Regions from separate parts of the Homo sapiens genome. Here region 2 is linked to region 1. Evidence: read pairs that join two places in POLR2A ChIA-PET (ENCODE). Cell type or tissue: HepG2. All regions are shown on one strand.

What was found. ChIA-PET counts read pairs that join two places held together with the same protein. Peaks named below come from ENCODE experiments on the same cell type or tissue, not always from the same donor. Only the 100,000 strongest peaks of a DNase experiment are listed, where the experiment ranks them.
Region 2: POLR2A ChIA-PET joins it to region 1 with 6 read pairs; 1 of 35 experiments calls an interaction of 5 or more read pairs at or near these places.

Annotation. Positions count from the first base shown.
Region 1 is chr14:100,748,895-100,753,894 of GRCh38, forward strand. No RefSeq gene overlaps it. Among named protein-coding and RNA genes, the nearest start is that of DLK1, 25 kb to the left of the region's middle. In HepG2, a CTCF peak has its summit at 267 (motif pointing left); DNase peaks (open chromatin) are centred at 1,507 and 2,287.
Region 2 is chr14:101,285,922-101,290,921 of GRCh38, forward strand. No RefSeq gene overlaps it. Among named protein-coding and RNA genes, the nearest start is that of LINC00524, 120 kb to the right of the region's middle. RefSeq lists an enhancer at 2,821-3,356. In HepG2, a CTCF peak has its summit at 2,901 (motif pointing left); DNase peaks (open chromatin) are centred at 2,800 and 3,500; H3K4me3 peaks cover 473 bases.

The sequences.
Region 1 (5,000 bases):
AAGGGTGATCTCAGCAGAGGAAGATTTTATTAACCAGGTGGATGGGATGACCTGTTTTGGGGATGGCAGTCTCCTCTCTGGCCTATGCTTGGGTTTGTCATATAGGCTCCTGAGCAAAGCAGGAAGGAGTGGAGGTTGCACACTCTCAGCCACGTCTGCTTCCATTGCACAAAGCCAATCATCTACAGCCACTGCTGAGAGCCCGATGGGCCACCAGCAGAGACCGGCACTGAATCCTGCCATGGTCCGCTTCCCAGGGACCGGCCAGCCACCTAGAGGCAGACGACTGCACTGGGCCACTTCATCATGGAAAGGGGTAGCACTTTGTTCTCGCTGGAATAGATATTGACTCTGGATGAAATTTGCCTTCCCTGCCCTCAATGCTTCTGCCAAAATGTACACACATGGGCCTACCAAGTCCTTTCGGCATTGACACAGCAATGACTACCTTGAGCTTGTCTCAGTCCATTTAGCATTCCCATGAGGACTATGAGAGACTGGATAATTTATAAAGCAAGAGATTTATTTGGCTCATAATTCTGCACACCATACAAGAAGCATGGTGCTGGCCAGGCACGGTGGCTCAAGCCTATAATCCCAACACTCTGGGAAGCTGAGGTGGGTGGATCACCTGAGGTCAGGAGTTCGAGATCAGCCTGGCCAACATGGCGAAACCCTCCCTTTACTAAAAATACAAAAATTAGCTGGACGTGGTGGCATGTGCCTGTAATCCCAGCTACTCAGGAGGCTGAGAGGCAGGAGAATCACTTGAACCCGGGGGGCGGAGGTTGCAGTGAGCCGAGATTGCACCACTGCACTCCAGCCTGGGAGACAGAGCAAGACTCCACCTCAAAAAAAATAAATAAATAAAAATAGAAGCATGGTGCTGGCACCTGCATCTGATGAGGGCCTCATGGTTCTTCCACTCCTGGTGGAAGGTGAGGAGGAGCCAGCATATGCAGAGATCACATAGCAGCAAGTAAGGCAGAAGGAAGGTGCCAGCCAGGTGTGGTGGCTCACGCCTATAATCCCAGCACTTTGGGAGGTCAAGGTGGGAGGTTCACTTGACCCCAGGACTTTAAGACCAGCCTGGGCAACATGGTGAAACTTCGTCTTTATAAAAAAAAAAAAAAAAAAAATTCAGCCAGGCATGGGAGCTGTGCCTGTGGTTCCTGCTACTTGGGAGGCTGAGGCAGGAGGATCGCCTGAGCTGGGGAGATTGAAGCAGCAGTGAGGTGAGCCGTGATCACGCCACTGCACCCCAGCCTGGGCAACAGAGCAAGACACTCTCTCAAAAGAATGAAAAATAAAATAAAAAATAAAAAAGAAGGAGGGTGCCAGGCTCTTTTCAACCGCCAGTTCCCGTGGAAACTAAGAGCCTGTTCATGAGGGATCTGCTCCTCTGAGCAAAACACCCCCCCACCAGGCCTCCACGGCTAACACCCAGGGCCAAATTTCAAGAAGAGACTTGATGGAGCCAAACAAACCCTATGCAAACTATAGCAAAGCTGGATGTTGAAACTGCCATCCGGTCACTTTGAGCTCCTCATACTGCTGAGTCAACAAGCGAAGAAGGGGGGTCACTGTACTGGCTGGGGTGATTGATCCTGATCAATCCCGATCAAGGAGAGATTGGATTGCCAATGCACCCATGAATTGCAGGAGACCCTTGGGTGTTTTCTATTCCTCCCCTGCCCTGTGATTAAAACCAATGAAAATCTTTACCAGCCCAATTCAGGCAGAACCTCCAATGGCCCAAAGTCTTCATGAATCAATGCTTGGGGCACTCTACAAAGCAAAAAACCATGAGTAGCTGGAATGCTCGCTAAAGCCAAAGGGAATATGAAATGGCCATTGGAAGGAGTTAGTTATCAATGCCTGTTAGGACGATGTAACCAGTGGCAGAAATGAGGACTGTAATAACCATGGGTCTTTCTTCCTTATTTTGAATATGTTTATATGTATGTGTATTTTTTGTTTTCTTTTCTTATCTCATCATCTAGCATAAGATGCGGAACCAGTAGTTAGCTTCGTATCTCAGTATCTAGGCTGCAGAATTTAAAACAGGCAGTGTGAGTGAGCTAGAAGAATCAACCTTGTCCAAAGGGGAAAAAAGGACTTTCTATCCTCTTCTGGGGAAAGGTTAGTGTATTTGTAGGTATAGGCAGGGCTGTTGTGTAATGTGTAGCTGTAAGATAGTTGTGTAATCCAGAAGGATGACTTTGTGAGTCTCATTCATACTTTGGAGAGGAGATGGGGCCTGGGTGTCAAGTTGACAAGAGGTGGACTTTGGTGTATGGGTAATGTATCAGCTTAGCGAGGCTGAGTTATGTTACCCAGAACTTCCTTTCCTGTGTATTTTTGGTGAGAGTGGGCCACAGTATTGACTCCGGGGAGACTGAGAAGGCAGGGTGAAGGAACAGCCGTTGTGTAACTCACCTATGAGGTTGCTGATATTCCGATCACCTCATTGACATGAGACTGGCTGGGCCCATGGCTGCACCACACCCCCGGATCCTCCTTCTGCTTCCCTGGCTCCTGGGCCAGGCATGTGTGTTTCGCTCTGCGATGAAAGCCCTGGGATCCTGTGGGCTACTCATACCAATTTTAGAGGCAAAAAGAATTGAGCCGGGTGTGCTTGTCCTTGTGGGGCCCGCTCTGCTATGGACCCCGGCTCGCTCTCGATCTGCCCACTTTACATTTCTCTTGCCTTCCCCACTGCCTTCTGTTCTCCGAGCTCCAGCCTCGGATGCAAAGACAACAGACTTACAGAGACTGCCTAGCCAGGCCCCACAGTTGTGTGAGGTCAACTCCCTGCAATGGATCCCTTTCTCTCCCTCTCTGTCTGAGTGGCTCGGCTCCGCTGATGGGGTCCTGGCTTGTACAGTTTCCAAGCCATGGCTCTCAACTACTATGTGACTCAAACCCACCATTGCAGTGGGTGTTGGAAGAGACCAGTGCGACAAGACACATGCGAAAGGGTTTTCACCTTCGTTCACTTAGGAAATGCGTCCCAGCCTCTTCTAGGAGCAGTGCCCAATGTGGGTACTGCGGACACATCAGACTCAGTCCCTCATTTGAAGTTGTTTCCAGCTTAGGCCTTGTAAATTCTATATAATTGTCAGAAGTTATTATAAAAATCCCAGAGGTGGCAGTTCTTCTGCAAGCAACATTTTTCATCATTGGTATACAATGATGAGACATTGGCATACAAAAAGATTTAATTACCTATTCATAAAACAGTTGCCCTCAATTTTAGCATCTGTCAATTAGACTTTTTTGTGTGTGCCACCCTTTTCTCCCTGTCTGCTGCCAGAAAAATAGAGGAGGAGGATTCATTCATGTTAATTGTTGGGCTTAATTATGGTTTTTTTTTTTTTTTTTTGAGAAAGGGCTTCATTCTGTTGTCCAGGCTAGAGCGCAGTGGCACGATCATAACTTACTGCAGCCTCAAACTTCTGGGCTCAAGTGATCTTGTCTCAGCCTCCTGAGTAGCTAGGACTACAGGTGTGTGCCGCCATACCTGGCTAATGTTTAAAATTTCTTTCTATTTTTTTTTTTTGTAGAGGCAGAGGTCTAATTATGTTGCCCGGGCTGGTCTCAAACTCCTGGCCTCAAGGGATCCTCTTGCCTCAACCTCCAAGTAGCTGGCACAACAAGTGTGTGCCACCACGCCTGACTAATTTTTACATTTTTTGTAGAGATGAGTTATCGCTGTGTTGCCTGGGCTTAATTATGCATGATTGAAACAAGAGAGTGAGATACCAATTGTTGCAGGTGGGGTTCCCCTGGAAGTATACACTGAGTGGAAATTTATGTACAAGAGATTTTTTGAGAAATGTTCTCCTGATCAACACCTCCCGAGGAGGGTGGGGGTGAAGGAACCAAGAAGGGCGGTGGGATGAGTTTAATTGCTCTGCAGTTGCGACAAAGTCTCAGACAATCCCCATGGAGCTTTAGACATCCTCTCAGAGTTGTCCCACATTGGGGTGGGGGTTGGGGAGGAGTCTTTGTATCTCCATATTGACCTATCTTTGGATATGGATTGCCACAGGAGAGGGCCTTTGACCGTGGGCAGTGAGGCTTTCTTCAGCCAAAGGCATGGCACCAGGGAGAGGTGGACCCAGCTGAGTGCTGTCAGCCACCAACCATTCCAGCAGCTGGGGAAATTAATGCTTCAGTCCCAAATAGCACAGGTTACAGTCCACACCTCATGCCACTTGACTCCCCTTATTTCATATGATAATTCCTGAGAGCGACTCCTCCTGGATTCTATGGGCCTCTTTTCCTGGGGACAAGTTGCGAGAGGAGCATTGCTGGGATGAACCGACTGCCCCGACCACAGCAGCTGATCTTTAGGCCGTGACTGATGCTCATTGTCTCCCACCTCCACCACCCATTCCAGGTTTTTCTCATCCCATTGTAGTACCTGTAATGATCTAGGCGGCTCATAGGGTTGAGTGACTCAGACCCTCATTTCTGAGGGGTCTGAAACCTTCGTCACCATGCACTGGCTTTGGTCATGACTGTGGCACTTGCCCACTTATGATCAAATTGGGCCAAACTGTGCCAAGAAATGCCCAGAAAATAACCTGGGTGCCAAATGTGTTCCTTCCTGGCTCCATAATGTAATAGAAACCCTATCTCTTTCTGATGATCAGGGTTGATTTCTCCTGCCAGAATGGTGACCCCTTTCCTTGCCTACTGGTCTCTTGATAGGAGGAGCCTGAAGTGACTGGCAGTAGTGGAGCTTAAAGTTAAATGGGGAGAAAGGTGGAAGGAGGACCACAGCAAATCCTGTCCCTATAAGAACAATGATAAAATTGGACAAAATTGCCAAAAACAACCATTTCGGAACTCTGGACATTAACCAAAGACAAATAACAAATGGAAAGACATTTATTTAATAAAAACAGCTGAGCCTTTGTTGACAGTGGCGGGGTCTGTGCCATTTCAACACAGGGCTGCTCCCACCCACCTCTCTCTGAACTCTGTGGTGT
Region 2 (5,000 bases), 540 kb after region 1:
GCTTCTGGGTGGCTGGGGAGGCCCCTGGAGGCCATGGTTTTGAGCTCTGCCACTTTGGTTTAGAACGAACATCCATGAACGTGTACTAAATGGAAGCACCGAGCGTCTCCCCATTGCCAACATAAGGGGGCTGGACAACTTCTGGTTCCTGACAAGATGGTGAACAATTGTGGGCTGCTGGCTCCCTGCCCTGAACCAAACCTAGAGATGCCACGGAAGAGAGACGGAGGTGGACGGGCCTGGCCAGCTTTGAGGGGAGCAGTGGTGAGCCCTGACGTGGGACCCTGTGATCCTGAAGTCCAGGAGGAGCCCGGCTGGTCCTGGAACCCACCCGCCCACCTCTGGGTCCTCCACACACCTCACTGCCTCCTGTGTGGGCATCCCTGGGCCCTGGTCACTCAGCTACTGGAGGCCGAGGGCAGGGGAGTGGCGGGGTGTGGGCCGGGTTAGAGCAGACAGGTCCATGTTCCTGCACGGAATTTGTTCTGGTGTGAAAGTCAGAGGGAAGCATGCTGTTGTGGCAGGGGTTCAGATCAACAAGGGGAGTGAAAACGGAGAAGGCGGCCAGGCCACGCAAAGCACAGGCTGTAAAAAGACGAGCTCCCTGCCCAGCCGACTAAACAGGGCTATGGGGAGGAGACGCCTCCAGGAGTAAACAATACAAGGTCTCCTACCTGTGCGACAGGACGAGATGGAAAACACATTCGATGATGAAAGCCTGTTTAAAAGGCACAAGGCAAAACAAATAAATTAACTTAGTATGTTCTGAAACAATTACAACAATACCCACTGCCCTCACCCCACCCCCACCCCCAGCTCTGACTAGAGGTCCTCCTTCTGGCTTGAACCCAGGGGTCTTGGCAACATTTGAAATGGCCTCAGAGTACAGTGCATGCCTTTGGACTGAACCGGACTAAGCCCGACTGGACATGGTCTCCATCAGCTCGCACATCTGGCTGCCTTCCCCGAATCCTCTCTTGTGCCTAAATACAGAATAGGGACAAGCTCTCTCTGCCCAGCAGGCTGCTGCCCCGAGGTCTGTGTGGGGTTGCGCCTGCTGGAAATGGTGCCAATGTCATGGGCATGGTAGGGACTGGGTGTTCGCTGTAACACCCCCGACTCATGCTGATCTCTACCGGGTCTTGTCTCCTTTTTCAAAAAACCAGCCCATTTCTAATGTCTCCCCGCCCCACCGCACCAGTCTTTCCAAATGTCCAAGAGGACACATAAGAGATCTGCTCTGTTAGTGGTGAGAGTCCTCTTGCTGCCTCAGCAGAACCCAGCAAGCTCATGTGCGCTCTTCCAGGATCAGTTTAGATGCCAGCCCCTCTGGGAAGCTATGGTGGGCAAAATCATGTCCCCCCAAAGATGTCTGCATCCTGATCCCTGGAACCTGTGGCTATGTTGCTTGTAGGTCAAGGGGTGGAGTTAAGGTTGCTGATGGAATTAAGGTCACTAATCAGCTGACCTTAAAATAGGGGGATTATCCTGGATTACCCTAGTGGGTCCCAGTGTCATCAGAGGGCCCCTAAATGTAAAAGAAGGAGGCAGGAGGGGATGTGAGAAGGACTCAAACCCTCAGACTCAGCAGCCACCCTGAAGATGAAGGAAGAGGCCACGAGCCAAGGGACGCAGCCCTGACTGGCTGTGTGCTCCTTGCTCAGGGCAGGGCTGGTGGCTAGTCACTGTGTCCCCAGCTCTGCGGCAGACACATACAGAATCTCCCTGCTTAATGATGAGTGAAGAAATGATAAAAAATTAGCAAAAACCAAAATGATGGTACCTGCAGACATTCTTCTGGTCCAGAGCATCCCATTTTCTTTGTGGAGGATAGCCCCAGCCTCCCAGTTTCTCTCCTAAAGGCATTGCTACCTCATAGTTCACTTCAACCCTCCCGAGCTGGCTTCTGGACTCAGCCTTCCCCCAGCCTGGACTAGGCGCCCCCTCACCAGCTCCAGGAACATCCCCGGCATGCCTGAAGCACATCTGCTCCCAGCAATGTCCACTCCGAATCCCAGCCTCCATGTCCCTGGCATCCCACATTGATGAATGGAGGCCTGTGAAGCTTTGCTGAGCAGAGTTACCTGAGGCAAGGAGATGGCCAGGAACAGTCAAGCACTCTGCTGGTGTGCGCGGGAAGTAGGGCAGGTTTGATGCTATTACATTTGCATGCTCTGTCCTTATTTTCTCTTCACTTTCCCTGCGTGTGCCTGTTTTTGCTGAATTAATGAAAAGAGTATGTTCCTGTTTCTGCTGAATTAATGAAAAGGGCGTGTGCCTGAGCTTGCCTCTCATGCAGGACACCCTACAGTGTACTGAGACTCTATTCACGTGGCTCCCTCCTTGGAGCCAGGCTGGAGCTTGGAGTGGACACGGGGTCCCCAGGAGTCAGTGGTGGGGACAAGAAGCATAATTCAGGGGCCCAGGGTGCTCCCCTGGGAAGGGCGCTGACTGGTGTGGCCCCCACTGCTGGAGGGATGCCCCACCCTGAAGCCCTCTTCTGCTCCCCTGGAGAGGAGGTGGAAGCCTCACGTATGACAGGAACAACCATTCCTGTTACTGTATCCTAGAAGAGTCAGCACCACTCTTTCACACTGCAGGAGGAGCCGCTGTGAGTCTGCGGTGGGAGACGGCAGAACAGACTCCTAAATCAAGTGCAGCAAGCTCCCCGAGGACCCTGTCGCTTGAGATCAAAGTCTGGACAATAATTACACAACATGGAGCGTCGCTTGCTTCCGGCCCCTTTCTGAGCCTCTCCTCTGTCCACAGCCACCCACAGCAGCTCTCCAGCTATGGCCACCCCCAGTAGCAGGAAGGAATGTCGGTGATTACCCAATTCTGATTTCAAGGCCAGCTCCCAATTCATTCATGCTGAAGATGGGCCTTGGCCTCTCTGCCTCTTCCCTCCCCCTGGTGGACTCGGCCTTGACTCTTCAATGATTTACTGCCAGACCCAAACAGCAGCGCAAAAATTGGACAGTGGCATTCCCCACTTTCCCTTGCTCAGACCCCAGACCCTGAAATTGACAGACCCTCCAAGGAATGGCAGGGAGGTCTCGGGACCCACAGAGTAGGTGTGGGGCAGGTGCAAGATCCTCCCAACAGCAAGTGGAGGTTCTGGCTGACACAGCAAACCCAGGCCCCCAGAGTGGCGTCAGCAGGGAGGCAGGACACATCTCTGAGCAGAGCAGTGAACTGTCCGTGAGGAACAGCCATGAAAGGACCACCTGCCCAGGATATCTTCTTCAGCAGGGCGAGAGGCAAACGTATCCTGGGAAACGCTGCAAGAACGGCCAGCGCCTTCACCAGAATTTTCTACTGGAAACTGCCGGAGGGATGGTGAAGATGAGGAGAAGGCCACAGCCAACTGCGGGCAAAAGAACAGCCAAACTCACACCGCGTCTTGTTTTTTATTTACCTATGCAGTTCCCAGGCCGAAAATTGCACAACCGCATCGCATCCCTTTACAGTTGAAACAGATTCCCTGACAGAGCGACGGTGGTAAACACACCTGCACTTTGCTCTTCGAATCACACCTAAGTTCATCAGCTGTGTCACAAAGAGGAAAGACAGCCTTGAACACTGCAGTTAATTTTTACGGAGTCACCTTGGGCAAACAGGGGACTTAGCGTAGTTTTCTTTTTTCTTTTTTTTTTTCCGGCACAGCAGCCTCAATGTGTTTGTAGTATAACAAATAAAAGTGTGTTCTTGGAACCTCCAGGAAATTAATGGCTCATTTTTCCTGGCAGGCTGATGTGAGGGGTACTAAATTGCCTTATGCTGATTAAAGACAAGCGTTGTTGCCTTTAGGCAAAGAGAATAAGAAAAGGAAAAACCGAAGCCCATTAGCAAAAGGAGGTGGTGGTATCAGAGATGTAAACAAGTGGGATGTGCTGTTCTGCTTAAGTGTTGGTTCCAGACGCCACGAAATGGAACACGATGGCGCTGAGACCACCTTGTCATCAGGCTGCCCTTGGAGAGTTCTTATGTGAGATGAAAAGGGATATTTACCAAGACCTACTATGTGTGTGACCTATTCATGTAATTATCCATTTTCAAAAAATGCCCTGCAAGGTAGGCACTATTGAGCTCATTCTGCAGCTGCAGAAACAGACTTGGAGTGCTGTGGCCACTCTCCTCCCAGGGCGCAGAGATGGAACGAGAACATGAGCTCAGGCCTGCAGCAACGTGACTGTGTTAGCGGCTCTCAGACCACCACCAGGCACAGACTGACTCTTTAGGTCACCGAAGGCTGCGGAGTTAGGTGTAGGTGTCCAAGGAGGTCACTAGCCACTTATTTTCTGTCCTTACCACTGGCAAACACATGCATGCACACACACACGCATACATAAACACACACACACACACATACACACACACACACACAGGCACAACTGTGCACAAACTGGAAATATCACGGGTCACTGCCCCCCACTCCTAGGGAAGAGAAGGGAAGCCAGGGGTATTAATGGAAAGAAGACGGGGTTTGGGAGCCCAGAGGCTGACTTCTAAGTCCTGGAGCTGCCTCTCAGCAGGTTGACCCCGTAGGCTCCATCACTCCATGCCCCCCTGTACAAAGGAAGCTGCGGGGATAATTTCCAAGGTCTTTTCTAGTTTTATGCTCTATGATTCTATGAGTGCTGAGAATGGATTTTAAATGCTAAATGGAATCTATGAAGGCTGAATATTTCTCGAGATTTAAAATGTCTCTCTGCTAATTGAAACTAATTCTCCAAACTGTGCATTAAAAGCCCCAGGCTGATTTTTCTATGTGATGGGCCCTGACAAAGTGGAGCACGGTGACAGAAGGGCCCGGAGCTGCTCTCTCTCCAGGCCCCTCAGTTGTGCCCTCCCCGGCAAGGCTTCCCATTTACATCAATCTATTTTTGCTTTCCTGGCCATCACCACTTCCCATGCTGCTTAAATGGCACAATGCATTGCCTCCCCTCTCTCTCTCTCTTCTCTTTTGCTACTTAGAGCTTGGCAGACTAATGGCCATC